Linked DNA regions of Mus musculus: region 1 is linked to region 2. A link is a loop called in an ENCODE intact Hi-C map of the cell type or tissue named here. Cell type or tissue: heart. All regions are shown on one strand. Each heading gives the region's core, and the rest is flanking DNA. Links, peaks and the distances in the headings are about the cores only.

Region 1 (2,926 bases), core at 155-2,654, 250 kb before region 2:
ATGCATGGGGCTTCTCACCAGTATGAATTCTATGATGCACAGTGAGTTCTGATTTGGAGGAGAAAGCTTTCTTGCATTCTGTACACTGATAGATCTTCAATCTTGTACGAGCTCTCTGGTGTTGAGTGAGCGCTGACTTGTAACAGAAAGCTTTCTGACATTCCTTCCATTCGTATGGTTTCACACTTGGATAGTATGCATGCTGCTTGCTGCACTGCGATGGCAGGCTGACCATTTTCATACACGGTTTACACTCATAGGGTTTTGTACCTCGGGGAAGTTCCAGTTGAACCTTCATTTCTGCCTTGAGACAAAAGAATCTGTCAAGGTTTTCTACAAATGGGGCTTTTTTCTAGCATGTACTTACTAATGTTCTGTGAGGATAATAACATCTTAAAAGTTTTACAGGAAGTACACTCACAATTTTCCCTGCTGTGCATCTTGTTACTTAAAATAAGATTAATTTCTTTCTACCATTTTAAGTTATGCATACATGTAGAGGTATGTGTGTTCAGGAGCAGGCACCCACAGAGGCAGAGATGTCTTATTACTTGGGCGCTGGAATTACAGGCTAGCTAAGAGTCGCAAAACGTGTGCTGGGAACCTAGCTCCTGCTATGAGATAGAGTAGCTCAGGCTCTTAACTGCTCAGCTATCTCATCCTTTACCGTGTTCTATTCTGTGTCTGGTTATATGCAATATTTTCCTTATATGAGATATGTTTTGCAGAGTTAATTTTAAACAATGAAAATAAAAAATTTAAAAAAAAAAAGACTTCCAATCATGAAACTAGCAGTTTCTTAAATAGAAAACTTTTTAGGTATCAATAACATTGTCTCTGTGTAGATGTATGTCCCCAGTCAAACATTATAAATATCATCATGTGAACTTTCAACCTTGTTAGGCAGAGTAAGATGTTCAGGGTGCCAGAGGGGCTTGTCAGTTATTATCAGGTTTGTCACTAGCTAGCATCCCATTAGGCTCGCTACACACACTTTCTGCCACAGGTTAGGCTCCTTTGCTGTGAGCAATCCTCCTTATGTCCACAATCAAAATGTGAAGGATGTATTCACTTTCACATTTTACCTACTTCAATCATCTCTTTATTTGAAAGATTTCTGTTGATGCTTCCCACTGGCCACATACGACTCTCTGCATTTTCCAGGCAACTCTCATTTGGAGTATAAACTTCAAGAACACCTACAACAATATAATAAAAAAAAAAATCACTATCCTTAAATCAAATATATTATTTATTCAGTTCAAATATAATTGTGGGGTTTCTTCATGATTCTTCAGCTTAATGAGGGAAATTTTACACAAACAGGTAAGGCAGTCCTAAGCCATGTTCCTCCACTGCTTCTTCTTTTGACAAATACATGGAAAGAAGTTATTCACCTACTTCTTCGCTATTGTTTGGCGCATTAATTTTTAACTGTGTTGTTAACCTGAGCTGCTATTCCTTTATAACCTTAATTGTATACACACCATCTGATACCACAGCTCATTATGTGAGGTGCAAAGATTTTCTTTCACTAGCTACCCACTAAACATAGGCTTCACATTCTGTTTTAGGAGCAAAAAATGTAGGTTCATAAAAGGATTATTATACATTTCTTATAAATTTGATTCCTTCGCCCTGAAAAGCCACACAGGCTCTGTCTTCCATTGGTCATTGCCTACGATCGCCTTTCTCCCACACTGGAGGGCAGCTGCTGCAGAAGCTCCCAGGAATCCATCTTCTGTTCTACAAATCTCTTTGCCTCTTGGACTAAAATACATTTTTGCAAAAAAAAAAAAAAATTTATTAAAAATAAATGCTAAGAAAGGATTGGGTTGCGAGTCTGACTGGTATGTGCCTATATGTAGAGAATATCAATACACATTTAGGTATCTTTTACTATATATTAATTGTACAAAATTATAGACATAATTTATTCAAAATCATAGCTTGAGAAGTCTGAATCCTTAAGTAAGAAACTATTTTGTCTTTCAAATGGTCATATTATTGAACTGTCTTCTAAACATGTATGTTTCTATCTCCAGTTTACACTGTTCTCAAACTTCATCAGAAAAACTTCTTGCTGCAGTGGAAATGGTTAATACACACATGCATGACTGTTCAAAGCTTGGAAATTGAAGTAAGAGCAGAGATGACCATTATCTAATGAATAGATAATTAAAATATGATATTTATATACACATAAAATAAAAAATTATTATATTGTAAATAAAAATTAGATTGTGACCTTTGCAGGTAAATAAATGGAGCTGGAAATAGATGATTCTTTGAAAGACAACCCAGATCCTGAAAGATGACCCAAGTTCTCTCTCATATGTGGATCCGACCTCTGAATCTTTAGATGTATGTGCTTAAATAGGAAAACCTATAGAAGTCAGGAAAACAAAAAGAGGCCAAAAGGGAGATATAAAACAAATGTTATAAATGAGTAAAGGGGAATAATGGTGAAGGTAAGGTTCAGTGAGGTGAGGGTGAGAGGACAAGGCAGAGGGTGGGATACTAACACTAAAAGACCTTTCTTTAACAGCCTCATGGAAACCACTTTGAAAGGTTCTAAAAGAAAGGTGGGATGGATGGATGGATGGATGGATGGATGGATGGATGGATGGATGGATGGATGAGATAAATAGACAGATGACTGATTAATAGATAGACAGATAAACAGACAGACAGACAGACAGAAAGATAGAATAGAGATACCTTAGATAGGGAAAAATGAAATGCCCCAGATACCATATATTACTGAACAAAATATTCAGTGCTTTGACGTTATCTATTTTCAAGGTGTTGATAGTTTGATTCCAAAGACCTCCCCTGCACCAACAATAAAAAATATTGCTACTGTTCTTAGTTACTCCCTAGAACTTGACGGTAAGACCCCACTTGTGAAGCCACTTTAAACTTC
Region 2 (2,926 bases), core at 210-2,709:
TGACAGAGGGCCTCTCCTCCTGGATTTCATCTGCATTTTCTTATTTTAAGGAATGGGTGGGGGTAGTTTTATTTGGTGCTGCCATCTGCTGTGGGCTTGTGTTCATACTCTGGTTGGTCTACAAGCTCAGAGCCCAACAAAAACGTGACAAGGTTGTGATAGCTCAAGCACTTGCTGCCATAGAGCAAGGGGCCTCCCCTGAAATTTGGCTATCTATGCTCAAGAATTAGTCGACATCTGAGTTCTCTGCTATTGCATCCCACGGATTTGTGGATCCATTGCACTGGGATGAGAGAGACTCAACGATCATTGATCAGCCCTTGCACATCACTGAGGTTTCTTCTTGCACGCAATAGGGTGATCATGATTTCCCCACTAATTCATTTTTTGGCTGGCCTCTTTTGTAGAGTTCACCCTAGGTCATTTAGCAGTTACTGTCACACAGTACTGCGGTATCCAGAGACGGGTAACTTTCCTCATGCACAGACCAACCTAAGACACGGGGCCGGGTGGCGATAGGATTACCCTATGACAGGTAAGGCTGTGACATTGGAGGAACGACCTAAAACAGGAGCCACAGCAAATGGACATAACTGAAGAGGCCTAGACCAGCCTCATTTTTAATAAAATTTAAAGGGGGAGATGTGGAGAGCGGTAAGTAGTTGCCATTACAAGAGGGCACTGGCTCCCGCTGTGCCTAACTAGTAAACAAGCATTGTGCGCAGGTACGAGAGTGAATTCACGCCAAGTCACTGCCCATCTCGGGGTGTAGTAATGAGGTGATGGGCGAGCAACAAATCAGGTGCTGACACGCCATGCTGAGGGCTATATAAGCAGCACCACTTTCCGGGTTCTGGGTCTTCCCTCCTGAAGAAGCAATAAAGCTTTTGCTGCAGAAGAATCCAGTTGTCCGAGTGTGTTCTTGCTGGCGAGAAAAATAGCTTGGGACATATATATATATATATATATATATATATATATATATATATATATACATACATACATACATATCCTGCCAGATCCAGGTGTTACCTCAACATCTGCCTCCAGGACAGCTTCAAACCAGCTAGTCCTAGGTTGTCTAGCCTCACAGACTGCATCATCTAGGCCTAAACTTTCTTAGCCCCAGATGGTCCTACAGAGCCTGGACAGCAAGTGAAGCAGTCAGTTGTCCCAGGGCTTGACCAGCATTCCAATTTGCTTAGGGTCACCAAAAATAGTGTTGCCCAAGACGGCAGGAAGCAGTCTAAAGAACACGAGACACTCCCTCCTTCCTGCCCCAACATCACCCCTTCCTAGTTCATTTCTTTAATTAAACAAAAAAGGGAGGAATGTTAGTGTATAGGCAATCCCAATAGCCTGCTTTCAGGGACCTAGCAGCTGCTTACATCATCACCTGCTGCGGCTAGGGTCCCCAGATGTGTACTGGATTAAAGTGACTCCAGCCATCCCACCATCCCAGAGCTCTCTCAGCATTCTCTTTCTGTGTCTCCCTCCCCCCCTCACCCTCCCTCTTTCCTTCTCTCCCTCTCTCTTCCTTTCTTCCTCTTTCCATCTCCCTCTCCTTCTCCCTCCCTTCTTCCCCCCACACCCCCATGGTCTGCATGGTAACATTTCTGGCCTTGTTCTCTCAGACTGGTAAACCAGGCCAAGCACTGCCCTCAATAAACCTGCTTTTATAATTTTTAAATCTCATCTGATTTGGTTTATTACATTGGCAAAGATACTTATTACTGAGACAGAAACCTATTATGGCAGCAATCGCCCCTCCCTTCTTCCCAGCCTCGAGCCGCCCCCAGCCCCACGCCCCAGGCAATGAAAACACAAGTCAATTAATGTGAATACAAGCTGTGTGCCTATATTGGGCAGATCTACCACTACACTACCATCTTCCCCATCTATGAGACCCCTTAGAACTTGCAGTTTCTCCAGGCCACATGCTTCTTTCTGCCCCACTATTCTTCCACCCCCTCCTCTGTCCTCCTTCATCCTTGTCATCCTCTCTCCTTTTCTCTCCCAAAACCTTCCCCTCTTTCTTTGCCCAATCACCTGCTCTAGCCTTTATTTATAAATTAAGGTGGGAAGCAGGTTTACAGGAAATCACCTGAGTGCTGACTCATTCCTTGTTCACAGCCCCTCACAGGAGTACAGAATTAACATCAAATACAATGAGCCCAGGGCTATCAGCAACAGAGTATGTGCGATTTGTATATAAAACATATGCTCTTTGTCCTTTTGAAGAACCATCTGTAAAATCATAAAAACAAAAAATCTCTATATGATATCTAGATGTAATTTTAGGCAATACCCATGTGATATTGTCAAAAAAAAATCTTAAAAGGGAATCAATAGGATACTGATTACCTATTGATCTTGAGAAACTTGCTAATAAATCTGCCAATTATGGTCAATTATTATCAAGTGAAACAAATAATCAACATGCACAATTATGTCTACAGGCTCTTTACCAGTAAGCTGTTTAACATCTGTACCTCTCATCATTATTGCCTGTATAATTTTTTTAAATAAGAAGTGATAAATCATTGCAGGGAATTATGATATGTATAAATCTCTATACCTTATTGTTATGTAATTCCAGTAGGTGAAGAAGCAGAAGGAAGGACAAGTAGTTGATAAAGAAATAAGTAATTGATTCTGTGAGCTACCACTTTAGCAGGAGCATCGTTTAGTAAGCTAATCATCTGCTCTGCATCGGGTGTTATTTTGCCTTAAGAATTTACCTGAGAGTCTCCAGAATGCTACTGAGGAGTAGAGCCAAATCCTCAGTAGATATAGGCAGATAAGGACATGCCCTACTGACATGGCCGTAAACTTGTTGTAAGTCATTGAGGGTGCACTGTGTGGAAAGGTTGAGCTTAGAGGATGATGGGGGATTTATTATTGAGTAGTAGGATTGCTTTGTATT

What was found. Peaks named below come from ENCODE experiments on the same cell type or tissue, not always from the same donor. Only the 100,000 strongest peaks of a DNase experiment are listed, where the experiment ranks them.
Region 1: a loop joins it to region 2, with 4 times the contacts of the local background. A loop is called at or near these places in 2 of 42 quality-filtered maps.

The regions. Positions count from the first base shown.
Region 1 is chr5:138,453,253-138,456,178 of GRCm38, reverse strand. Zfp157 (zinc finger protein 157) reads right to left here. Exons shown (of 5, transcript NM_028130.3): 4 at 1,090-1,199; 5 at 1-304. Among named protein-coding and RNA genes, the nearest start is that of Zfp157, 13 kb to the right of the region's middle. In heart, for the core only: no CTCF peak of the experiment used is centred there; no DNase peak of the experiment used is centred there.
Region 2 is chr5:138,207,997-138,210,922 of GRCm38, reverse strand. It overlaps a transcript of Nxpe5 not described here. Among named protein-coding and RNA genes, the nearest start is that of Gm454, 2.1 kb to the right of the region's middle. In heart, for the core only: no CTCF peak of the experiment used is centred there; a DNase peak (open chromatin) is centred at 1,216.